Linked DNA regions of Mus musculus: all the other regions are linked to region 1. Evidence: chromatin loops called from intact Hi-C (ENCODE). Cell type or tissue: left cerebral cortex. All regions are shown on one strand. Region 1 has its middle 14 kb from the start of Gm34230. Region 2 overlaps Fbxl17 (F-box and leucine-rich repeat protein 17). Region 3 overlaps Fbxl17 (F-box and leucine-rich repeat protein 17). Region 4 overlaps Fbxl17 (F-box and leucine-rich repeat protein 17). Region 5 has its middle 9.0 kb from the start of Gm34179.

Region 1 (5,000 bases):
AAGAAAAAAAAGCCTTAAATTAACCTCTGAGGTAATGGGTTGGACTGTCAAGATAAATCTCATTTTTAAATTCTTAGAGTAGAAAAAGTTATACATTTAGAATCCTATTGACTACAATGGACTATTATTTCAGGATACTCTCGGTGGCTGAGTGTTTTGACTCTACAGTCAGAAAGATCTCGGTTTCTGATCCCAGCTTGGTCACTCATTCATTCTCCAGGTGACATCAGGCACGTGCTTCTGCCCTCTGAGCGCTGGTCACCTTGATCCACCCTTACCGACTATGAAAATGAAATGTGAGAACGTGGGAAGAGCAATGAACACAGGTCCTGCTTTGGTGTGTGTGCGCCAGAAAACACACTGAAGAAGCCATTCTGACTTTCAAAACATCATAGTGTACTGTCCAGCTGGCATGGAGTGAAGGCAGAGACGGAAATGTGGATTCAGGATAAGGAAAGGTTCCTAGGAAGTCATCAGCTTTATCATGCACTTCCAATTTAGGCAAGAGGGGACTATCTCAGAGCTCCCTCCTGTCATAGGAACTAGGTGACCTTTGAACTCTCAGCCAGCTGCCCAGTCGTATTTTGGAGCATCTCCCAAGATCAGAGCCTGGGGTCTGGGTGGCAGTGGGAAGCTGTGAAGATCCTGGAGGGAAGAAGGGACCTGCTCCCAAGATGCTAGAGGAGGAGATAACTACTACGAGTTTGAATCTAATCAGGGCACAGCTGTAAAGGCCAGCTCAATGGAGTAGGTAACTCCTGCTCAGAGTAGCCAGCCCCATTCATGATCTAAAACACTCCCAAAACAGTTGAAGTGGAGGGGATCTTGTGATGGATCCAGAAATCTGGACCCCTTGAGATTTAATAGAAAAAAGGATCTCCCACATCCAACTACTTTCTCCGTCTCCCCTCTTCTACACTACTTTGCTTTTCCAATCTACCCCTTGGTCTTATCATGTGACGTCATCTGACCATGCAAGGAAGGAAAGCACAGGCTTAAGTACCAGGCTGCTTGGCTTCATCTACAATCTCTGCCGTTCAATAGCATTTGGCCAGGTACTCAGTCATTTGACCTGCATGTACTCACCACAAGAAGGGATCAGATCATATTATTTATTTACCAAATTTTTGAAGGTTAAATTGGATAACAGGGAATTCTCAAAAAAGCCTTCAAGAAAGAGTCAATTTACTTAGTTGTGTGGGGGCATTGTCAGGCAGGATGCTAAAAACAAAGAAATCAACTAAGAGCAAAAGCCAGCTTGTGGTTGTCCTCTGGAAAGAGGGAACAGATATGTTACTGTACGGTGATGATCATGGTGGGAAACAGGGGTGCTGACAGGATCTCTCAGGCCCAGTTCAAGCCTATGCTCCATGTCTCAATGGGTCCATTCAGTTTCCTCAACTCCCCAGATCTTGCGCATCCTCCTGAGGGTCCTTTTATCCCTGCCACCCCAGTTGTCCTCTTCCCTGTCCCCACACTTCCACAAAACTCTTTCCCCAAAGCAGACTGAATATTGCATCTTCTGTGACATCTATAGCTCACTTATCTGAGTCCCTCACCAGAACAGGCCAGGAAATATCCCCGGACAACCTGTGTCTAGCACGCAGTAGGCCCTTAAAGCATTCTTGTAAAAGATGTTGATTCTGAATACCCCGAAGGTCTGGTGCATGGAACAAAACAGGAATTCCAGAAGAAAACACCATTTCTATTTTGTGTGCTTCCTATGAAAGATTGGCTACCAGATCTTTCTCTCTTTTGTGTATTGTTCTTATCCAGAACCCCATCCTTATTTTAGCTCTGAACATATTCTTGGTATTTTGTAAAAGTTAATAATAATGCATTTCCATTACATGTATTTGCCCCACAACTATCCCCAGATATATAAATCTGAGAGAGAGAGAGAGAGAGAGAGAGAGAGAGAGAGAGAGAGAGAGAGAGAGAGAGAGATGCCATGGATATTTATAATATTCGACTCACTCCAGAATGATTCTGAGATTCTGTTGGGTCAGCCATCTGGCCCCTGTACTACAGGCTGTCTTGTGTCTGACTGCAGTGTCTCCCAACCTTCTATCTCCTTATTTAATTGGGTGACAGCTTTGCTTTGGTGGTCAAATCCAGCCCCCAACCTGCTTGACCTTTTTCTCTCATGGAGAGCCAATCCTGAAACGGTTACATTGAGCACCGTCAAGGGGGTGGTTGCATGCCAGAGGTGGAGGATGGAGAGTGGGAAAGGGAGGAGAGAGGGGAGCTCCCAGCTGCATGACTGTCAGGGGCTTGTGGTGGGGGAAGCTGACAGAGTCAGGAGGTGAGAGAAGGCCCAGCTGCTCGGCAGCTATTTATAAGACTGTCATATGGGGAAGTGTGTCTGGCCGGCAGAAGCAAAAGGGGGGTGGCGGACTAAACTGGCTCCTTATTTAGCTTGATGACACACGCGCGCAGCCAAACTGTGAGAACCCACTCTGTGTAGAGACACCTGGTCAAGTCTGCCTCCGCCAGACTGGAAAGAACATTGACATTTCTCAATGAACTAAAAAATGGTACCGCAAATGGCTTTGCAGCAAGAACAGTTAAGTGGTTCTATAGACTTTTCTACCCCTGCTCAACCTAAGACATCCCACATCAAAGGAGCTGGCATCACCCTAGGCCCTGCACCCTGATGGCCAAGTAGAGCAGATGAGGAAAGAACAGACATGGAGGCTGTCTTCTCAAACTGGGCGAGAGCAGCCGTCAGCTGCAATTTTTTTTTTTTTAAATGAAACCAGCTAAGCAGCAAGAAACTGTGTCCGTTGGTCTCCTGCAATAGAGAGAGGTTAATAGCACGGCGCATTTGGGGTCTGTTTGGGGACCAATAGTATTTAATGTGTTTATTATTGATTTGGAGGAACCAGTGGGTAGTGAGTTGGTGAAGGCTGTTGAGGGCACTAAGTTATTTCACTTAGTAAACACCGCAGAGATTTGTAGGGAATTCAAGATGGATTTTCCATGGAGTTAAAGAAATTAGAAATGAAAATGTCTTGTAAGAAGATGTGCTCTGTCCCAGTAGGCCAGTGTGGAATTGTTACCAACAATAGGAGATATTTCCTGGAGTTTAATTCAACCTCAATTTTTAAATGCCTTAGAAGTGTTCACCTTCCCCAGGGAATAGGGAAGTTTTGGGTCTTCTCTACTACCTCTCTCAAGTTTTTCTCTTTAAATTCTTTCTACTATGCCTCCAGTTATGTCATGGGGATAAGTGTGTGTGTGTGTGTGTGTGTATGTGTATGTATGTGTGTGTGTGTACCACTGTCTATACAATGCAACAAAGGCTGACCTTCCTTTTTTGTTGTTGGTAAATTGCTTCATCATAGATTTCTTTCTGGTACCCAGATCCTTGAGGCCATTCCATTTCCTAAGTCTCCTTTTAGGTTTCAACAGTCACCTGATTGCCATGCCTGACAGATTGTCCCAAAAGTCTCATCTCCAGTTCCAAGGGGAAGAGAGAGGAATATTGTGAATGCGCTATGCAGATGTGTATTTGTGCAAAATATATGTTTGGCCAACCCAATGGAGCATGATTGACGATCAAAGTCTTAACAACTGTTTTCCTAGTGAGTACACCGAAGACGCCTTGCTCACTTGTTAACCGAGCTGACAACCAGCACCCAGTGTCCGAGTGTTTGCCCAACTGTACCCACGCTTAGCCTACGATTTCCTGGTAAACTCATTTGCTCTTGCAATTCCCAGAACAGAGAGTTCTAGCTTTCCTGGAATATTTCATGTTTTGAAATATTCTTGCGCATGCCTAAGGATGGAGCAGCTTAATAAGAGATTGTTTTTTGAATAAACAGAAATTGGGAAATATAATTGATATTTCTTATCCTAAGTTTCTGATTGAAAGAGAGAGGAACGTGAGGGGGGCGGAAAAGACACTTTGAGGATGAAATGTTGTTTGCTTGTCCAACACAATTCAGAGGACCCCGAATGTGTTACTCAATTGTTAATCCTTTTTCCCCTGTTACTAATACCTTTAGCTACAGCCTTTGACTTTCCCTACCCTACAGAGTCTCCACAAGGATAGATGAGGAAGATGAAGGAACAAATGTCTCCTTCCAACGGCATAGTGCATTAGCAGGGCTATATAACACTTGTATTCTAGCAGGCTAGCCTTTTATTTAGACGTCTCCCTGCCTTGCCTGGTTTTAATCACAAGGATGTCTGCTTCTCCTCATCCAAAATTTCAGACTTGAGGCATCATAGAGCCCTAGAGCCAGAGGAACCACGCAAGCTGCTTCGATTAACTCCCCTATTTCTGGATGCAGGAACAGAGAGATACAGGGTTGATGCTCTTTGTCTGAGTGCAGCATAAAGCATCTCACCCTTGAGTGGGAAGGTCAAGAAAAATATTCAGCAAATGCAGATTGGAGAATGGTCTCTTTTTTATAGGGGTCGAAGTCAATGGTAAGTGGAACCTGTCAGTTTGGTACCAAAACTAATGGATTCTTTCCCTGGAATGTGACTTCTCAGCCCCTGTGGAGGTTTAGAGGACAGACTAGGAGGCTTGGGAGAAGAACAGGATTTGGGGCAGTCCAACCAGCACTGGAACTCATGGTGTGACAGATAATCGTTACCAGATGATTCTTATAACAAAAATGAATAACATCCAAAAGTTCTTGTCAAAAGCACACTTATTTATGGACTAAGGCAAAACAATGAATAGCTTCTTATCTTGTGGAGTACTCCTAACCTACATTTTAAATCTATGTAGGATGCTATGATGTGTAGTGTTGGATGGCCCTGTTGGAGAGAGGCCTTTGTTCTGGAGGCGACAACCCCTAACTGTCAGTCATTGACTCCCTAGAAATAATGCTAAAGCTGGACAAGGTTGCTTTCCTGGAAATGGGCGACGGCTGATTCGTTTTATCCCCAGCTACGCTTTATCTGTCCTGAGACCATGCCTTTATACCCTTCCTCCTCAGAGACTGCTTCCTGGGAACTCTGCCTGTTAAGACGGAAATCCAGAA
Region 2 (5,000 bases), 260 kb before region 1:
GAAGTGAACAACAGTGTGGGAACAACATTACATTCCTGGAACCCAGTCAATTAATCACACAACACATTTCAAAGGAATTACTGCTAAGTAATTGTTGTATAAATTAGGCCCATTGCAATTGCTGGGTAGTAAACAAGGTACACACTTGGCTTCTGCAACCTGCAATACTTACAGGCTCTCTCCCTCTAACCCCTGTGAGATAATCCTTAAAACCTCATTGCTGGCACCCACAAATAACTATTCATTTTTCAAAATAATCACATTGGTTATGTTTTTCCCTAGAGAGCCTATAATTACACATTTAACTTTTTAAAGCACAGGTTAATAATGATGGGATTTTTGAGTTTGAAGGTATTTTACTTTTCTCTAATGACTTTGTCTGGTCCTTGTATAATACTGAGATAATATAAAAATGAGCAAAGAATTCTTCCCATTTAATAGAATTAAAGCTCCACCCAGTGGTTTTCATCACACCAGATACATCAGTTCTGTTTTCATTTTTAACTAGGAGCCAACAGTTATATCTTGAGCTGTCTGTATTGTAGGAATGTATCCAACTTTCTGTAAAGGCCTCTTCTGGAAAGTGTTTTAGAATCACTTTACTTCATCTTCATCTGAATTATTTTTCCACATCCTGGTCAAAGCTGTTAATCGATGGCCTCCCCGTTCTCATGAAAGGGAACAGCCAAGATTTCTAGTAGGGATTCTTAATACATTTTGCTAAAGTTGGATGGTGTTATTCCTATATCACCATTGCTCAGATACCAATGGTGTTGACCCTCAGGTTTCTAAGATAAGAACAACAGAACCAAAACAGAGCAAAACCATGATGAAGGCAACTCACTTAAGTACCGTGTTTATTTCATTTGTGATCCACTGTTGCATAGGTTCCCATCCTGGTGGGAAACACAGAAGCAGGCAGGCACGGCGCTGCAACAGCAGCCAGGATCACAAACACTAGGCAGAGAGAGAGACACCTGGGAATGACATAGGGCTTCTGGGACTTCAAAACCTTAAAGTCTGCTTTAACAACTCACCTCCTCCAACAAGGCTAAACCTTCTAAACCTTCCTAAACAGTTCCACCAGCCTGGGACCAAGTATTCAAACTTGTGGGGACCGTTCCCAGTCAAACCACCATATCTCATTAGTGATTGCGATACAGATCAATCTAGTCTAGAGGAAGACCAGATCATGGAGATGTAGGGCTTCCTTCATGGTTTCAGGCTGTAGAAAAATATTTTTTGTAGGACTAGAAAGACAAAGGAAGAAAATAGGGCTTAGGATCTTGCTTTCCACTTTTTGGAATGAGTTTTCCTTTCCATGGAATACAGTAACTGGCACTAATACATTAGTTCAATGGGAATTTCTCTTGCATTCATCAGATGCTGACTGGATTAGACACATCTCCCTGCATTTCCACAGAATTCAACCTGATGGAATTCCTAGTTGGCCATTGCTTGATACTCATCTCTGTAAGGAAAAGTCCTGTCTTTACTGTTTCTTGACAGAGTCTGGAAGTTAAGTGAATAGGGATGTCAGTTACTTTTTCTGTTGTTAAAAACAAAACAAAAACAAAAGCAAGAAGAAAAAAAAAACCCACCATGAACAAAGCAGCTTATAGAAGAGTTTCTTTGGGCGTCTAGTTCCAGGTGGTTTGAGTGCATGATGGTGGGGCGGAGTCAGCAGCAGCAGGCATGGCAGCCAGAGCAGAAGCTGAGACCTCACACCTTGAGCCACAACCTCAAAGCAGAGAGAGCAAGCTAGGAACATACTCTCTCCAGCAAGACCGCACACCCTAAGCCTGCTCAAATAGCACCACTGCCTGAGAAGCAAGTATTCAAATGCCCGCAATACACAAGTCTCTGGCTCCACCCACCACCGTGGGATACATATGCCAAGGAAGAGCAAGCAAACAGGCAGCACATTGCAGATCCCTCTGTTTCTGAAGTGAGGATTCCTTTATTACACTCCCGTGGGTCATTTCTGCCGTTTGCATCTTGAGACTGTCCTTTTCTGCCTGTTGCTTGCATTCGAGTGTCTAACAACTGTCTCATTTCAACATTGTGTTGTAACAGCTTCAGAGATTTTACACGAAGCTTCTGTGGTAATCGTAACTCTTTATGTTTTGCCAAATGATCTCTTTAAAACTTAGCTGCATAAAACTAAATTGGTGGAGGAAATGACAAAGATGTTGGCTTTTAAACACACGGAATTCTAAGTGAAAACCAAAGCCCGTGGAAACAAATAAGAATATCAAGAAAAAGCTCAGCAGCGCCCAGGATGCATTTGTGCACCCTTCTGGCAGCAAGACACTAACACCACACGAGGACAGCAAAAGCAGGCATGGAGTTAAGTCTGAGGCTGCCAGAGGAAAATGTGTCTTTCTGTAGGAGAAATTTGGCAAATTCCGATTCTGCAGAAGTTGTGTAGGATGAAAGCCCAAAGTGTGCCTTTAATTTAAGAAATCCTGTTATTTAGGCAACTTGAGTGGAGTTATACTCTAAAAGGTAGGATGTAGAACTTACATATTTTAAAATTTAGATTATTTTATCTGTAGGGGTGTTTTCCCTGCGTGTACATGTATGTGCATCTCATGTGTGCCTGGTACACAAGGTGGTCAAGGTCAAATCTCCTGGAACTGGAGTTACGTTGTCAGCCACTGTATGAGAGTTGGGAATGGAACCTGTAACTTCTGCAGGAACAAAATCCCTCTGAGCCATCTCTCCTGCTGCTGGAACTTGACTTTTAATGTAGGGATGAGTAAACAGAAGACAGGGAAGAAAGGGCTGCACTCTGAATGACTTAGTTTACACTCACAAAGGCATGGGCAAGTGTGACGGGAGTTTCTCTTAGGGTTTAGGAAGCAAGTTTTCATTTAGTTGTTTGTTTTGGAGGTTAGTATTTAATTACATTTCTCCATCCCTTTCCTCCCCCAAACTCTCCCATATACCCCTCTCCACTCTCCATCAAATCCATGGGCTCCTTTTCACTAATTGCTATTGCATGCTTATAGGTATTTGTATAAGCATGCATGTTCCTAGCTGTTGAGTCCATATGGTGGTATGTGTTTTTAGGAGTGATCATTTCGCCCTGGATAGCCAGTTGGTGTGCTCTTCCCTTGAGAGGAGCGACCACCTTTCCTGTTCCCTGCTTTACTCTGTTGCTATGGTTCTTTCAGTAGGGCTTGGGCCTCTGTCGGGTTTGGTGTGCTCCCTGTGACACCCTCGCTTGGCTGGTAAGTTGGTGGGAATATGAGTATAACTTCTGACATCACTAGGAGATATGACATCACAGCCAAGTCCCTGGTCCTCTGGCTCTTGCCTTCCTGTCTTCTGCCATGTTCCCTGAACCCTAGGCACGTGAGCATTTCCTGGATATATCCACTGGGACTTGGCTGTCTAAGTCTCCATTTCAGTTGTGGTTTTTCTGTACTGGTCTTGCTTTGATGCAAAGAACAGTTTAATAAGTATGTTTTGAGAATCAAAGAAAAGAGTAAAAAAAGAAGAAAGGGAGTAAATGGGGAGAGGAGGAGGAGAAGAACAAGGGGAGGGGAGGAGGGAGAGCCGAGGACCAAGTGCTTTGGAACTAAAGTGGTATCAGGTGGCTGATGAACAGTGGATGGCTAGCAGGCATTCCAGCGACCCTCACAGGCAGAGACGGCAGTGATGGCTTCTGTTCCGTGTCTAATTTGGAATAAGCTTACTGGACATAGAACACAAATGGAGCTTTTGGTTTTCAGTTGTTCCGTTCTGAAGTGGGTTGTTCTGCCATTATAGAGCAGTGTTATACCTCAGACACCATAAGGATAGGTAAAATGTGGTGAACTTGCAATCCTCAGACCTGCACTCCTTGTTTGGAGACGTGCCTTGAAGCCTCTTGCATGGCAGTCAAGTCACAGGCTACACTTGAGTAGTGCACTGATTTAGCGCTCAGGTCATGCATGCAGTAGTGGAGCTGGGTCTCAGTGGTGGAACTGAGGAAGTCCTAACGCTTTGAGAGTTTTGGTCTAAGTGTTTGAGTTTCTATGTAATTGCGGCTGCATTTTCACTACTGAGAAACCTCAGCTATTCAGCTTATTAAATAAAATGTTTCAGACATTCTCTATCTGCTTTTTCAGCAAAATTATGGAACATCTAGGGTTTATATATCTGAACTCGTTCTTTGAGGATTGCGTTTTATTTCCAGGAAGGTGCTTCCTTAAAGGAAAGCCACACTGCACGTGCAGGCACGGGGTGGTGAATGCTCTGGGCCTGGATCTCAGTGTTTGGAGGAGTTTATGGTTTGCTCACTCTGGAACTAGTCAGACTTAATTCTCTCAGGCTCCCCTGTGCACATAATAAGGACCAGAGGTAGAGGAAGCTGTCCAAAGCAAGCTCTGTGTTTTAATTAAGTGATGTTAACGTCAATACATCTCTGTTGTTAGAAGTGCTGAGATGTTAGCAGTTGAGGACGGTGTGCCCTAATGGGTTTACCATAACGAGCTCTGTTTGATTTACTCAATAGCTATGACAGGAACACAGGCAGCTGCTTCTCATTCCCTGGCTCCAAAGCAGTTGTAGTGATATGGTACATCCTGATTAAGTCACCTCTGTTGACTTTTCATTTTCTGGACTTTTCTTTCTAAATGTGGTGATGAAAAGGACTCTGGATTTCTCAGCATGAAAAATAAAACTGTAAGTAATAGAGACAGTCTGTTAAATACCTTCTAATAATGAATGTTTCTGAAGACTGCAGTGGTTTTCAAGAGCTTTGTACACTTCTTAGAGATTAGCACTGTCCTCATGAAAACTGTCAGTGCTAATCAAGTCAACACATTTAGGAAATACTTATACTTAAATACCATAACTTCAAAGTATTTTAATTTGATATATATGCCATGTATTCAAACAAACACCTTTAGGACAGTGTGGTGGTTTGAATATGAGTGATCCCCATAGGCTCAGATCTTTGATGGGTTAGGCATCAGGGAATGACAATATTTGAGAAAGATTAGGAGGTG
Region 3 (5,000 bases), 130 kb before region 1:
CTGGCCTTGAACATGTGTACCTGCAAATTGGTAGACGGAGACTATTCTGCTTTTGAAGGCTGTGCTGCTCAAGGGAGTGGAAAAGTGAGTGTGTGTGTGTGTGAATGGAATTGTTCTATATAATTTTGCTAATTTAAAAATAGAAAATATGAGAAATGGAGACACCCTCTAATATGGTAACCCCCTCCCCCATTACTTTACAAGACATGATGAGAATCTGAAAAGGGTAGAGAGAAACTCTCGGCGCCCTGCTGCAAAGCGATGATAAAAAGGTGTATATGCCAATATTTAAAGACATCCATCAAAAGGCAGGAGTTCATGGAAGCCAGGTTTTATGGTTCTTGATCCTGATCTGCCTCAGCTGAGGTTCTGCAAGTTAAAAGGGAAAGAAGCAGTAGCTAAGAGGATGGAGACCAAGACTCAGGTAGCTCACTCTCTCACTCGCCGACACTGAAAGCACTAGACTGTCAGATCCCGATGTCAGAGCCACTGTTGCAATGACTGACACTGGTACGGAACTCCAGCTGGAAACAAGTGACCACAGCCTTGTCAACCTCTTACTCATAGGGCAAATACATCCTGATGGATCGGGAATGTACTCAGTGACAGAGGGCTTGCCTGCTGGCCTAGCACAGCACATAAGAGACCTAGCTTTGTTTTCTCATGCTACTGAAATGGGGGGGTGGGGGGGAGCGGTGAAGAAGCAGGCTCTGTCCTCTAGTATCTTGTAGCCAGTAGCCACCACAAGACGTTAATATCATAGATAATAGTGATTACCAATAATGGTTGTCCCTGACTCGTTCATAATTGGGGCAACTCTACTTCTAGAGCATATCTATGAACTTAGCTTTGTGTGATGAACTAAAACTCATGTTCAATTCTCTTTGATCAGATTGTGTATAACAATGCTATCTTGAATTTGGGGCTCGGCACGTTTAATATCTAAAAGAAGTTTCTTGTTCCAAGAAGGAAAATGTTGCATATAACTGGGATTATATTCAAATGATCTAAAAAAATGATTACTTCCTTAAATATTTACACATCACAGAAAGACAGCAAACAAAGAATAAAGGAAGGCTGTCATTCTCTAGGTATGAAGGAAGAGATGCATATGGCCATTTTTGAGAAGATATGTTTGGGTAATATAACATATGTGTACCATATGGAGGAAGCTGCGTTAGAAGCCCTCTGGAGAGCTGACTAATACATCACCACTAAGCAGATGTAAATTGCAGTGCCTTAGTCACCTACGGACTGTCTGTCTCTCTTAGCAATTAACAGAGCTCTTAGAGTGGCTAAAAGTGAGTTATTTTTAAAGGAAAAAAAACCACTTCAATGTGTATCTACAGTGTATTCATTTTTATCCTTATCACTTATGTACTGACTCTCACAACCATTTGTACCAACGATGTGACTGAAGGGCAGAAACGTGACAAATGACCCTTCCACTCTGGGATCACAGAAACTAGTCTTTGGTGCCTAGAATCATGTTCCCCACATAGGTTTTCTCAGCGTGAGCTGCCCTGTCTCTTGATTGCTGATAAGCAGGCTGATGTCAGCTTCTCTGTTTTGCAAGAGCTCTTTTTTTTTTTTTTTTTTAAAGCAGCTTGGCTGTATCATTTTTGAATGGCCCTTCACCGGGTTCTTTACAGCATTCCCAACACTCATCCGGCTTATGTTAATCTCATTTCAGCTCACCATAAAGCAGTTGTTTTCATGTCTAATCGGCAGGCTTGCATAATCCACAAGAAGCCTGCCGTCTAGTGCATTTCTTCAGCCTGGGAAACATGCCTCATTCTAGGATACTGCTGTTTGTGAGGCTCTTTGTTTGCCAGCATCCGAAGCCTGGCTCACCTGTGATGCTGATGAAATCGAGCAGGTAACAGAGTGGGGAGTTCAGGTCTCTGGCCATGTAGTAGGAGGTTGGACACCCGTCACTTTGATCTTGACCTTGTTGATACAGTGAGTGCTCACTCTGTCCACCAACCCAAAGGTCACGCCGGCCTTCTTGATTGGATTTTCTACTCTGTCAGTCAGCACACCATTAGGCAGAGTGCTGCCAGTGACCCCTGTAATCTCAGTATTGCCAGTAAGAGGTGTGTAGGGTTCTGTTGATGGGGGCAAATACGTAAATCATTTCAGCTTGTATTGTACGCCTGCCACAGGCCAAGAGATACACAAAACCCACAAGATAGAAAGCACACTTTCTGCCTTCACGAAGTGTTATGGTGGAATGATGAAAGCCCACCTCATGGTTAGATGGGACACACAGTAAGTGCGGCTGGAGGTTAGGATGTGAGCATTTGGCCGCTGGTTGCCTATTGTAACTAGTCTGCAGTCTGGTCTGTCTTTCTCTGCATGTGCATTTTAAAAGCTCCCCGGGCTGCCTATAGCAGCAGCCCTTGAATGAGAGTCTCACAGGCTTTTAATGATATTCAGAGCTGTTAAGTGGAGTTTCCCAGAGGACAAAAATCACAGTGTACCACTGGCTTCAGAGTCCTTTATTCCACCCTTGGAGAATTGCTGCACATAATAGATTGAATAAGACTGGGCTGATTTGCATCCCTTATCCTCCAATCGGTGACTCAGCTTCTTAGCTTCTTTATGCTTAGATGACTATTGGGTGTTTCACGTACATTCCAGAATCTTTTTGTCTCAAAAATAACTGATACCCTACTCTGTTTATATGTGAGCTTATAGATTTTTTTCCTTAATAATAGGACTTGTCATCCTGGCTTTCTGCTGGCTTTTTATTAATTTAAGAAACATTTTTCCCATGCTAACATTGAACAGTTTTTTTTCGTCATCCTTTGCTAATCCATAGTTACTTTCAGTGATTAAATGGTTTCATTTTCATCCTCTGGATTTTCTTTATATGGAGAAACTTCCGTTGACTGGTTAAGACAGTGCCAAAAGCATGCTTGGAGTGTGTGAAGCTGGTGATCTTGTTTCTGTTCTACCTTATAACACAAAGAGTTTACCATTGTAAATAGTCCTGCCACCCAGCCTCATGTTTACACATGGGATTTGCTAGTGCAGTATATGTCAAGGGGCAGAATAAAACAGCAATAGGGGCTCTGATGTCTGGTTCCTTGAACGTGTTCTCAGGAAGTGGAATAAGCAGGTCTGTAAAAATGGTGGCTGCTTAGCGTATCTCTTGTCCACCTGCATAGGAATCATTGTGTAGCGCCACCACCACCAATACCTTCAAGAGAAGTAAGACAAAGGTATCTGCCAAGGGAGAGGGCATAATGGGTGCAGGGGAGGTTGTACCCAGAAGCCAAAGATAGGTAGCATGCTTCAGAGGGTCTCACCCCTGGGAAGAGTTTAGAAACACCAACTAGTACACTGAATGAATCACAAGCCTCTTTGACCTCACTCAGCAAGTTAGGTAATCTCTTCTCAGGACAGAAGTATCCACAGGGAGAGGTAACACTCAGAGGTTCTGAGCTACTAAGAATTTAACAAATTTCAGAGCATAGGCGGACATATCAACATTGATGTTCAACAGTGCCTCAGTGAGAGAGCATAAAGTACAACGTTTGAAAGATAAGTTCACTTCCAAATTTACCCAGTCTTGCAAGTGGACACACATGAAGAGGAAAACTACCATTGCAACTTAAATAAATGGCTGTCATAGCGATCACATTAAAAAAGACTTACCATAAGAAATAGAGCCAAGTGACCAGTGCATACCACAGCAGTATTTTCTGCATAGGTGTTGCCAGCATGAACACTCTAAATTGGAAAGAGATTTCCAATTCGGGCTTTTTGTCTCTCTGACCCTACAGCTCTGCTCAGATTCTCTGGGAATTTCTTCAGCTTACAAACAGTTCTCTTAATTGATTAGCAGGTGGCATGCTGCTCCCTGGCTCGCCCCAGCCCCCCCCCAGGTTGCTATGGAGACACAGCCTCCACTTCCCTGTTATGTCTTTTCTGTAGAAGGAGGTCTTGTGCACCTATTGGACAGGCTGCTGCTGGCGTTTCCTAGTCGTGGGTATCGGTTCCACGTACCTTTTTGGCTGAACAAGGGAAAAGTGACCCTTTCCCTAGCTCGAATGCTTACATCTTGCAACACTATTTTTCTTTAATGGGGTAATTTTTCTTTTTCTTTTTCTTTGCTTTACCGCCTTACATTGCTAGTTCTTAAGTACCAGAGTGTTAGTGTTCTTAAGTAAAACCCTGAAAGCATGTTCACTTTCTTAAAGGTTCTAGGTACCACTGCAAATGTACTCAAGAATTCTAATACCACTGACAACACCTTTCCTGTTTAAATATTATGCACAGTATGTTTGAGATCTCTCCCTCTCTGTCTCTCTGTCTCTCTCTCTCTCTCTGTGTGTGTGTGTGTCTCTGTCTCTCTCTCTCTCTCTCTCTCTCTCTCTCTCATACACACACACACACACACACACACACACAAGATCTAATGCAAATCAGTAGTTTTGTACCTTTGTTATAAGTTTCCTACCAGTGTAAAAAGGACAGGGGTATCTTTAAATAAGTTCTCCAAGGTCATTTCCAGAGACTTTAGTTCACGCCTAAAAACCAATGAGTCTAAGCTCTGCAACTTTTGTGCCTTCAATAAAAAATGCATTTTATGCATTAATACTAGTTTTTACTTTAAATTTTATTATTTATTTAATTTATGTGTATGGATGTCATGTCTGGATATATGCCTGTATACCGCATATGTGCCTAGTATCTGTGGAAGTCAGAAACATGTAAGCTTCTCTGGAATGGACTTACAGAGAGGTGTGAGCTAGGAATTGAATGTGTGTCCTCTGGAAGAACAGCTAGTGCTCTTAACCGAGAAGCCGTATTTCCAGCCTTCCCTCCAGTTTTTCCTTAAATACCAACTCTTATGTATGAAGTAATCTGAACATCATGATGGTGATCTCTGTCCCAGGGACAAAGGGCAGCATCAACCATAAACAGCTCCTTTCCACACACTGAACGTAGGCTCCATTCAGGCACCAGGCTGCTTTGACCATGAGGATTCT
Region 4 (5,000 bases), 63 kb before region 1:
TCTTTCACATCAAAGTTTCATTTGGGCTGCTTTTTTAATTTGGAAGCTATATTTTACCAAACTGGTAGATTCTCCCTCACTTGAGCTTCTAAGAGCTTACAAGAATATTAACTGATGTTGATTTGTTGTAGAAAAAGCTAAGTATCTCTGTCTGTCCTCCCTGCTAGCTGCAGATGAGAAACATTAAACATATTCCTTGCAGCTGAGAAAGCTTGTGCTTGTATTATCAATGTCTAAGTACATTTGTAGTGAATTTGTTTGGCTGCAGCATTGCTGAGTCCTAGGGAGGAGTTCTCTAGCCTTCCGCCAACTGTAACCTTCCCCCACGAAGTTGTAAAGTTAGGAGGTGCATTAGGAAGCCTCTGTTAGAGCAGCTTTTCTGATGGCTGGATGGATAAGCATGTTAAAAGGTTTTGAAGCTGACGACACATAATCTCCTAAACTTTAATGCATTGTAAAAACCAGGAGGAGAGAACGCAGTGTGAGACCGCTTTGATGAATTGGGGTGAGTTCATATTCTGAGAGACTGTTCAAAGGCTTGCTTGACCTTGGGAATTAGAGCTGACCTGAAATCACCTATCAGTTTGACTCACGTTTATTTAGTGATTTAGTTAATGATATGTAAGTGATCGATGGGACTGTAATAAAAAGCAATGTGTTTACTCGAGCTTCTACAACTATAAACAGTCAGTGGTGACTCTGGTCTTAGAAATTATTTTCACGACTTCAGTAACTTCTAGACTACGAATCTGTTTCTTATGATATTTTCCTCATTTGGACAGAGAACAAAACTGAAAGGGGTAAAAAAAAAAAAAAAAAGCCTGGGAAAGCTGTGGGGAAAATGGAAATGCTGTGCTGAAGGTTAATAAAAAGGTTTGGGGTAATGAGGTTGATGAGAAGCGGGGTGCAGCATGGAATGGCATTGGCTGGAAAAGGAGACCTTGCCAGAGGCGGCCCGGCTGGTTTGGGAAACCTCTGTAGTTTGTGCTAATACCAAAGTTTGGAGACACAGGCCTGAATTATGAGCAGTGAATAACATCATAAACGTAGCAATTCTCAAATGCCAAACCCTTGTGAGAAGCAGTTGGATGGAGAGATGCTGGAGCTTTTAAAAGCTCCCTTTCACGTTCTTGCTTTTTTTTTTTTTTTTAACTTCATGCAGAACTAATTTTACACACTGTTCATTTGATTTGAAAATGCCAGCGTCTGGGGTATCATTAAAGAGCGTTATTGAGGGAGCCACTCTTGGCAGAGCTTCTGCTTCAAATGCCTAGTTCTTATGTTCCTGCCGAGCTATAAACTAGGAGAAAATGTACCCCAGTTTATACTTGAGGCCACTCGGCCTGTCTTCTCCCCTCCCCGCGTCAAGCAGGTAGCTGCCTTCTGTTGCCTCCTTCTCCTTGGGCAGTAGAGGTGTCTGGAAGGCTCTGCCAGCCCTGTTACTCAAGGAATAGACATAAATAGGTTGTGAAAGGTCCATACCAATGTCCTATGACCAAAGCCTCCTGGAATTTCTTTGATTTCTAGTTGACATAAATTAGAATTACACAGGCGTGAAGAGTCCACCCAGAAAAGATCAGAGAGACTGCGGGGGGTGGGGAGCCGCCTTTGTGGGGTCCCATAGATTACCCAGCTGCCTTCAGGCCAGGGGCCCAGTGGAAGCTGACTATTATTGGTCCACAGCATGAAAGTAATCAAATTAATTCATTTCTTATAAAAAAATTTTTCTTCCCAAGACCTTCGTTTTCATGTGTCACTGTTCCTGAAATTCTTAGAAGAGTAAAATCATTTATTTTAGTAAAGGTGGATAGCTATAGTATATTCTCTAGGATGCAAGAAAGTCTGGTTCTCCCGCAGAATCCCTTGTAATGGCAAAGAGATGGCTAATACGGAAAACAAGCGATGGAAACCACTCAGCCAGAAGCCTGCTTTACAGCCTCAAGATGGCCAGGGCCAAGTTCCGTGTGCCCAATTTAATGTAAAAATATTCAGGAAAATTTGACCACTGAACTGCTTTTCTCAGAAAGTAATTATGGTAAGAGAAAGCCTCAACAACCAAAATATTTCTGTGGGGGGAAAAAAACCTGGGGTTTTAGTCGCTTGTTTAAGAATTGTGAGCAGGAAAAGCCTGTGGGGAAAATAACAGACGGCTGTGTGACTAACACACAGAACTAACTGGAAAAATAATTTGTGGGGCACTGTGTCCAGGACTGTTTTGGTAGCAATTCAGCCATGTAACAAAGTGAGTACCTGCGGGCTCCTCTTCCGCCCACATATGCACAGCTGTTTTCAGACCGCCCTTAGCCAAAATTTAAAATTTTAAATTAATGCCCCGTTGAAGAAAATACATTGAAAAAAATTGCTTTCTGTTCTGTGAAGGCTGGAGTGGCCTGACTGACCTGAATTATATAGCCTCTGTCTTGAGAGACCTTTCACTACCCAGCCAGTGCACAGCCTTGTGTGCCCAAAGGTAGGGGCAGTTCCAGGTAGCAGGAGGCATGGGGGCTGTGAGCTCTGAGCTCCTGCCTTTGCTTGAAGCATCAGCATCCTCTTCTCGTTTGCTGATGAGACAGTTCCGCAGGTCATTTCCGAATAGGAGCACTTTAAAGCACATTTGACAGCCCTCTCTCGATCATCCCTGGTAATCGAACAGGGAGAAGCCCCACCAGCTGAAATTCTGAGGTTACCTCTCAGTGTCATCTCCGCCATCTGCTCTCATCTCCATTTCCTCCCATCCTATGAACCTCCAATGCCAAGCGTACCCGACTCTCCTGTCCCACTGGTATGGAGCTTCTTGGGACAGGTAGATTTGGTAAATACCATGCCACAATGCCAGCTTTTGACTTCTGTCAATGTGCCACCTCTGGGGCCTTTCAGAACTTAATCTCAAGCCTTGGAGTCATATGACAGTGATCTGAAACACAATGATATTAACAGCATGTGCCCAGAGGGTCATTACCACAGTCAGGTTTGCTATGAGCACTCAATACATGTGGCTTCTGTTCCCATTATTGCTCTTTCTTATGTGTGCACACCTACTTTCTTATGTGTGCACACCTACTTTCTTATGTGTGCACACCTACTTTCTTATGTGTGCACACCTACTTTGGAATCTTTTACCTGACACATTCACCACCTGCCCTACCTAGCAGGGTCTGAATATAAGATACTAAGATCTTAAAACAAAACCAAAAAGAAAAACAACAACAACAACAACAAAAAACAGTCTCCTGAGATATATGCAACAATATTTGAAAATAATAGAATTTGTTTTCAGTCATCAGGACTTTTATTTCAGTAAAAGAGCACAGAGGAAGGTAAAATCTAAAGGCCTGTAGGTCTCAACACCACCTTGGTTTTGTACGTGTTTGGCTTTGTTGTGAGCAGGGTAGAGACGGGCTGATCAAAAACCAGTTGGGAGTTAGAGCAAGGCTAGGGTTTGCTTCCTGGGAAAGACCGGCATCTGGTGGGAACTTGTCAGGCGTGCTGCAAGGAGCTGCTTGTACCTTGCTCACCTCTACTAGGGAACTGACATGTCACGAAAATCTCAGCTTATTTTCTACAAGATGTGAAGAAGGAGTCTAGAGCTCCCCCAAATATGTTAGGGTCAATAGATAGCTGTGTTGAGTTTGCCTGAAGGCACCCCAGAGTGTTATTACTTCGAGGTCAATATTCACCTTGGAACTTCGATTTGGCTTCAGTAATAATATGAAAGGATTAGGCTCTAGGACTGTGATTTTATATTTACTCATAGAAAGGGTAAATGGCAGTTCGCTAACACATACCCAAGCACAGGCCTGGCTTCCGTTGTCTATGAGACCGAGGGCTCCCCGCAGTTGGAAAGGAAATAAGCCAGCCCACTAGGATGTCTAGCACTCCGGTGAGCTGCCTGCTCCTACCCTGCTGGAACCCCTGAGATTCTCGTTTCTGCTGTTCATACAGTTTTCAGAGAGCTTGTTCCTTCTCCTTCTAATTTTATCATACATGTTACTCATTTGTTCAACAAATGTCTGTTGAGTGGCTCACTGTATAGTGCAGTCACTGTGGTAGGAAAAGCCATAAAGAAAGAGTCCCTAGCCCCTGGAGCTTACAGCTCCTGAGAGGGAGTGACAGCTTGAATACTGTGAATTTGGGTATTGTGTGACTGCTTGTTGGCTTGTTTTAAGAGGACATCCTGAGTGATCCCATGACCCAAGCAGCAGTCCAGCTGTCAATTCCCCTGACTTACTCCCCCTCCCTAGCCCCCAGTCCTTGTCTCTTAGCACCCTAGTATCAAACCTCCAGAAAGAGTTCTCTAGGAACAGTTCCCTGGCTTTCTCTTTGCCTACGGCTTTCTGAGCTCACATTAGCTCTGATGTAGTATCTCCAAACACACTGCCCACCTCCCTGTTCCCAACTGAGTCCACCTCCTGGCAGCTGCATTCAAAAGACAGCAACTCCACTGTCTGCGAGTCATTTTTTTGCCCTCTTCACCATCACCACTCCACCAACCTTCCCACCTCCTCTGTCTCCCCTTCCTGCCCCACAGTCTCTCTATTCCCAGGTTTACAGACTAGGGATGGTTTGTATAATACCCTCATGTGAAGCAAACAAACCATAGCTCTTACTTGCTGAGGTAGCATGCTGGCTTCCCACTTCCTCATCACACTGAAAGTTCTAAGTTTTTCAAACCAGAACCTAGACACAAAGGGGTCAGGCAAAACAGACTCACACATGCATCAGATAGTGGGCAGGTAGATTATCTTGTGTTTGTCACCTGTGTTCTCGTCAGCTCTTTGTTGCTGCATGCATCTGAAATCTCCACAATGTAGCTTACAAACATACTACATATCTAACAAGTTTGAAAATATTTAGAACCCACTGCCTCTTAACCATTGCATAGATCAGGGGTGAAAAGCATCTAGACTGAAGGAAATAAATAACCAAATAAGAAAGATGCTCTCCCAGCACTTAGGAGGCAGAGACAGAGGCAGGTAGATTTCTGAGTTCGAGGCCAGCCT
Region 5 (5,000 bases), 64 kb after region 1:
AAGACAGGGTTTCTCTTTGTAACACTGGCTGTCCTGGAACTCACTCTTTTGTCCAGGCTGACCTCAAACTCAGAGATCTGTTTGCCTCTGCCTCCAAAGTGCTGGGATTAAAGAAATGAGCCACCACTGCCCCACAAGGGACAGATTCCTTTTTGTATCACAAAACAAATATTTCTTCTGAGGAGCTGCTTTTAAAAGACAGATGGATGATAGATAGATAGATAGATAGATAGATAGATAGATAGATAGATAGATAGAGATGGATGGGTAGATGATAAATCATGGATAAATGATAGACATAGATTAGTGATAGGTGATGGATAAATAGATTAGCGATGGATAGATAGATAGACAGACAGACAGACAGACAGACGGATAGATAGATAGATAGATAGATAGATAGATAGATAGATAGTAGATTTGGTGATAGATTAGTGATAGGTAATATATAAATAAATTGGTGATAGATAGATAGTAGATTGGTGGATAGATAGATTGGTAATAGATAGATAGATAGATAGATAGATAGATAGGCAATAGATAGGTGATTGATAGATGATAGATGGATAATATATTGGTGGTAGATAGATAAATAGATAGATGATAGGTAATAGACGGGTAGATGATAGAGACATGTAGAATTCACCTGAGCTTTGTTTCCTATATCCTCCTCTTACTGCCTTTAACTTCATTACTATTAGACCATGGCTGATGCTCTTCTAGGCTCAAGCCAAGAATTAGACTCCTATATCATTTCAAACCCTCACATCTCATGTACTCAATCTTTCTCTTCACTTTACAGATGAGGGCATTAAGCTAAACGAGGCACAAGGCTTTTCAGAGGTCCAAGAGGCAGGAATGGTAGCAGTGGGACTCAACTTCCATCTTCCGACTTTGAAGGCTGGCACTTTGAGCATCTTCTGCTAAAGAATCTAATGTTTATCAAATCTAACACAATACCTTTTTCCCCCATTCTTGAATTATTTAAAACTTCCATCAGCACTACTGCTTTTTCTTTCTAAGAGCACCAGGCAAACCCTGAAATCATCTCCATACTCTCAGTATTCTACAAACAATGGCCAGCTCAGTGGGTCTTTTGCATCACATGTGATTTTTAGAGCCAAAGTAATTTAACCTTCTCTCTTTCCTCTTCACAGTGGTAAACTCTTTTCATAGTGTCTAAGGACTTCTTTATACATCATGCATGTCTCATTCGAGCCATATGCGATCTTTATGTATAACTCTGACTGAAGATTGCCATGCTCCACTGATTTCTATCATCCAAACATGTTGTTGAAATTCCAATTATGATGACTCTCTCTGAGTCAGCCGTATAAATTCAACCCTACAGGTTAGATTTTCAAATTCCCCGATTAGCATAGAGAGAGCTATTAGTATATTTTGCATCAAGCTATATATAACTCTTTGTACTGAACTCTTTGTTTTGCAGGAATAGCACATAAGTTTTATTATCTTTGCTCCTGGGATCCCACACCACACTTCCCTTTAAAGACGGAAACACACACACACACACACACACACACACACACACACACACACACACACAGCATGGGAAACTTAGCAAGCTGAGCTTTTTAACCCACTCTCAAATGGAGACCTGAAAGCTTCCCAGGAGTCTGTATTGACAAGCAAGCGCAGCTGCTCAGCCCAAAGTGATGATCTCTATTAGAGATAGAAGGCTGAAGAATGCACGCCTTAAGTCTTGAAACCTGGGACCCTTGAGAAAAATGACTTTTTCTGAAGGCAAATGATGGAGGAAGAAGGCAACAGTGGCCCAGAAGAAACTGTGCTCTGTGTACCAACCCCTGGCTACCAATAAACTCTCTGTGTAAGTAAGTTCATCAGACAGCAAGAAGTAGTCCACAGCACTAAACACAAATATATTCTTGATATGCAAATTGTTTTGAAGACGTGGAATTAAACGCAAGGATCTTCCTTCTGATGTCCCTCATTTAATCAGACTCTATTTGTGGGCTTCATAGCTTTGCTTTAAAGCATAATAAAGAAAAAAAATAAGGACATTCTCAGTTTAATTTTATAAAGATCACATAATAACGGTGACAGGTGGAGCCACGTAGGGGTGGAGGCAAATTGGTCTTCCATCCCAGACGTCAAAGACATACTGCAGACATCAGGGAAATGTCTCGTGGTTGGGAAAGGTAAGAGAACCCAGCAGGCTGGGCTTTGATACCCAGGGCTTTCATTTTTAATTAAAGAATGTAACTCTGGCGAAAAGTCATCACACCGCCTTATTTTACACGGGGCTTGCAACGATGGCTCTGTGAAGGAGAGGATGATTGGCAGCAGGCCTAGCAGAGTACCTACAAGGTGTTCCCAGTCCAGCAAATAACAAAACGCACATTTATTGTGTCTCGTTCAAAACTCACAAAACTCCTGTGAAGAAAGCACATGAGAAATATGATTCTTAGAGTCATTTAGTAACCTATCCAGGGCCACACAGCTGGGGAGTCACGGTCCTAGAGAGGCAGCCTGACTCTTCAGTTTCAAAGACTACACGGACCCATGATGTCCTCCATTGTCTGTGACCTTTCTTTCTTGAGTGTGTATGGTATCCCTAGCTTACACTTTCTTAAAAAAAGAACCTTGCTCATATATGACGGAACAGGTCAACTTCTTCACCTGAGTGGTCTCCTCAGACCAGATAAGATCCTCAGTGAGGCTTATCTGCAATAACATTTCCTTCAAATACATTGTCTTCCAAAGTCAGCATCACCATGAGCCTCCAGTGTAGACAGGCATGCATCCCTCTGCCCTCTGATTGGCAACATATTACCTTGCTCCACAATTGCACCAATTTTAGTCTGGAGACTGTTCCTAACAGCTCTGGAGTACCCAAAGCATCTGTCCTCCTCTGAGTAGGAACATGAAGCAGCTGCTCACTGCCACTCACACAATAGGGTTTTTTTTAGATACTCTGAAACCAGATGCCAAAATTTCCTGCCCTTTCCTTTTCTAAGCCAAAGAATTCTGGCTCCAGCTTCCTCCTCCTCTTCCTCCTCCTCCTCCTGGTCTTCTTCTTTCTCTTCCTCCTCCTCCTCCTCCATCAAATTACTTTCACCAAAGATCCATTTCAGGAATTGCTAATCATTTTTGGCTCCTGTCCTCTAGTCTCTCTGGATCTGCCTGTTCAGTGGGTGTCATGGAGATATTGCTGTACAGGACTGAAATGAGGACATTTGGGGAATTTTTTTCATCATGCCCACAGGAGTATTTTCTGTTGTTGTTGTTAATTGGCTATTTTATTTACATTTCAAATGTTGTCTCCCTTCCCTGCTTCCCTCCATAACGCCCTCATCCCTCTTCCCCCTCCCCTTTGCCTCTATGAGGGTGCTCCCCCACCCACTCACCTACTCCCACCTTACTGCTCTAGCATTCCCCTCTGCTGGGGCATCTATGGAGCCTCTACAGGATCAAAAGACCTCTCCTCCCACTGATGCCAGATAAGGCCATCCTCTCCTACATATGCAGCTGGAGCCATGGGTCTCTCCATGTGTACTCTTTGGCTGATCATTTAGTCACTGGGAGCTCTAGGGGGTCTGGTTAGTTGATATTGTTCTTTCTATGGGGTTGCAATCCCCTTCAGCTCCTTCAGTCCTTCCCCTAACTCTTCCTTTGGGATCCCTGGGCTCATTCTGATGGCTGGCTGTGAGTATCTACATCTGTATTGGTCAGGTGCTGGTAGAGCCTCTTAGTGGACAGCTATACCAGGCTCCTGTCAGCAAACTGCAGGAGAAATGTTAAAGAAGAACTAGGATGGCATTCTGGAGAAAGACAAAAGGTGGGATCCTGATATAGTTTTTCATGTGTTGCAAAGATACAGCTGTTTGGGAGAGATGTTACAGTAAGTTTATTCACATTTATTTAGTTTGGTATGTAACGGGAGGGATTCAGAAAAGCTATAAGAATTCAGAGAAAAACAAAAAACATTCACTTAAGTTGATCAGCAGGACTTAAAAGAAATACCACAGTAGATTTTTTTTTTTTTGTAATTCCATGTTTAGTTTGTTTTGTTTTGTTTTAGATATTTTCTTTAATTACATTTCAAATATTATCCCCTTTCCTAGTTTCCTCTCTGAAAATCCCCTATCCCCTCCCCCTCTCTGCTCTCCAACCCACCCACTCCTGCTTCCTGGCCTTGGCATTCCCCTACACTCGGGCATAGAACCTTCCCAAGACTAAGGGCCTCTGCTCCCATTGATGACCTACTAGGCCATCCTCTGCTACATATTCAGCTAGAGACATGAGTCCCACCATGTGTTTTCTTTGATTGGTGGTTTAGTCCCAGGGAGTTCTGGGGGTACTGGTTAGTTCATATTATTGGTCCTCCTGTAGGACTGCTAACCCCTTTAGCTCCTTGGATACTTTCTCTAGCTCCATCACTGGGGACCCTGTGCTTTGTCCAATGGGTGACTGTGAACATCCACTTCTGAATTTGCCAGGCACTGGCAGAGCCTCTCAGGAGACAGCTATATCAGGCTCTTGTCAGCAAAATCTTGTTGGCATCCGCAATAGTGTCTGGGTTTGGTGGTGTTTATGGGATGGATCCTCAGGTGGGGCAGTCTCTGGATGGTCATTCCTTCAGTCTCTGCTCCGCACTTTGTCTCTGTAACTCCCTCCATGGGTATCCTGTTTCCCCTTCTAAGAAGAATGGAAGTATTCACACTTTGGTCTTCCTTCTTCTTGAGTTTCATGTGTTTTGCAAATTGTATCTTGGATATTCTAAGTTTCTGGGCTAATATCCACTTATCAGTAAGTGCATATCATGTGTGTTCTTTCATAATTGGGTTACCTCACTCAAGATGATATCCTCCAGATCTATCTATTTGTCTAAAAATTTCATAAATTCATTGTTTTCAATAGTTGCATAGTACTCCATTTTGTAAGTATTCCACAATCTTAAAGCATCAGGAGGATGCATAGAAACAGTGAAAAAAGAGGAGGAGGAGGAGTTTGAAGGA

Evidence for each region. Peaks named below come from ENCODE experiments on the same cell type or tissue, not always from the same donor. Only the 100,000 strongest peaks of a DNase experiment are listed, where the experiment ranks them.
Region 2: it touches region 1 in a loop (2.3-fold over the local background); 2 of 42 quality-filtered maps call a loop at or near these places.
Region 3: it touches region 1 in a loop (9-fold over the local background); 2 of 42 quality-filtered maps call a loop at or near these places.
Region 4: a loop joins it to region 1, with 2.1 times the contacts of the local background. A loop is called at or near these places in 3 of 42 quality-filtered maps.
Region 5: it touches region 1 in a loop (2.4-fold over the local background); 2 of 42 quality-filtered maps call a loop at or near these places.

What each region holds. Positions count from the first base shown.
Region 1 is chr17:63,009,758-63,014,757 of GRCm38, reverse strand. No RefSeq gene overlaps it. Among named protein-coding and RNA genes, the nearest start is that of Gm34230, 14 kb to the left of the region's middle. In left cerebral cortex, no CTCF peak of the experiment used is centred here; DNase peaks (open chromatin) are centred at 1,566 and 2,384; H3K27ac peaks cover 1,572 bases.
Region 2 is chr17:63,268,076-63,273,075 of GRCm38, reverse strand. All of the region lies in intron 6 of Fbxl17 (F-box and leucine-rich repeat protein 17), which reads left to right. It overlaps Gm41607, which reads left to right. Exons shown (of 1, transcript XM_017317745.2): 1 at 1-1,737. Among named protein-coding and RNA genes, the nearest start is that of Gm41607, 27 kb to the left of the region's middle. In left cerebral cortex, no CTCF peak of the experiment used is centred here; DNase peaks (open chromatin) are centred at 1,936 and 2,367.
Region 3 is chr17:63,142,905-63,147,904 of GRCm38, reverse strand. All of the region lies in intron 7 of Fbxl17 (F-box and leucine-rich repeat protein 17), which reads left to right. Among named protein-coding and RNA genes, the nearest start is that of Gm34324, 110 kb to the right of the region's middle. In left cerebral cortex, no CTCF peak of the experiment used is centred here; DNase peaks (open chromatin) are centred at 1,241, 1,505, 1,713 and 2,333; H3K27ac peaks cover 1,179 bases.
Region 4 is chr17:63,072,436-63,077,435 of GRCm38, reverse strand. The region is part of intron 8 of Fbxl17 (F-box and leucine-rich repeat protein 17); the gene reads left to right. Among named protein-coding and RNA genes, the nearest start is that of Gm34324, 35 kb to the right of the region's middle. In left cerebral cortex, no CTCF peak of the experiment used is centred here; DNase peaks (open chromatin) are centred at 1,164, 2,053, 3,964 and 4,395; H3K27ac peaks cover 1,386 bases.
Region 5 is chr17:62,945,891-62,950,890 of GRCm38, reverse strand. No RefSeq gene overlaps it. Among named protein-coding and RNA genes, the nearest start is that of Gm34179, 9.0 kb to the right of the region's middle. In left cerebral cortex, no CTCF peak of the experiment used is centred here; DNase peaks (open chromatin) are centred at 2,944 and 3,108; H3K27ac peaks cover 912 bases.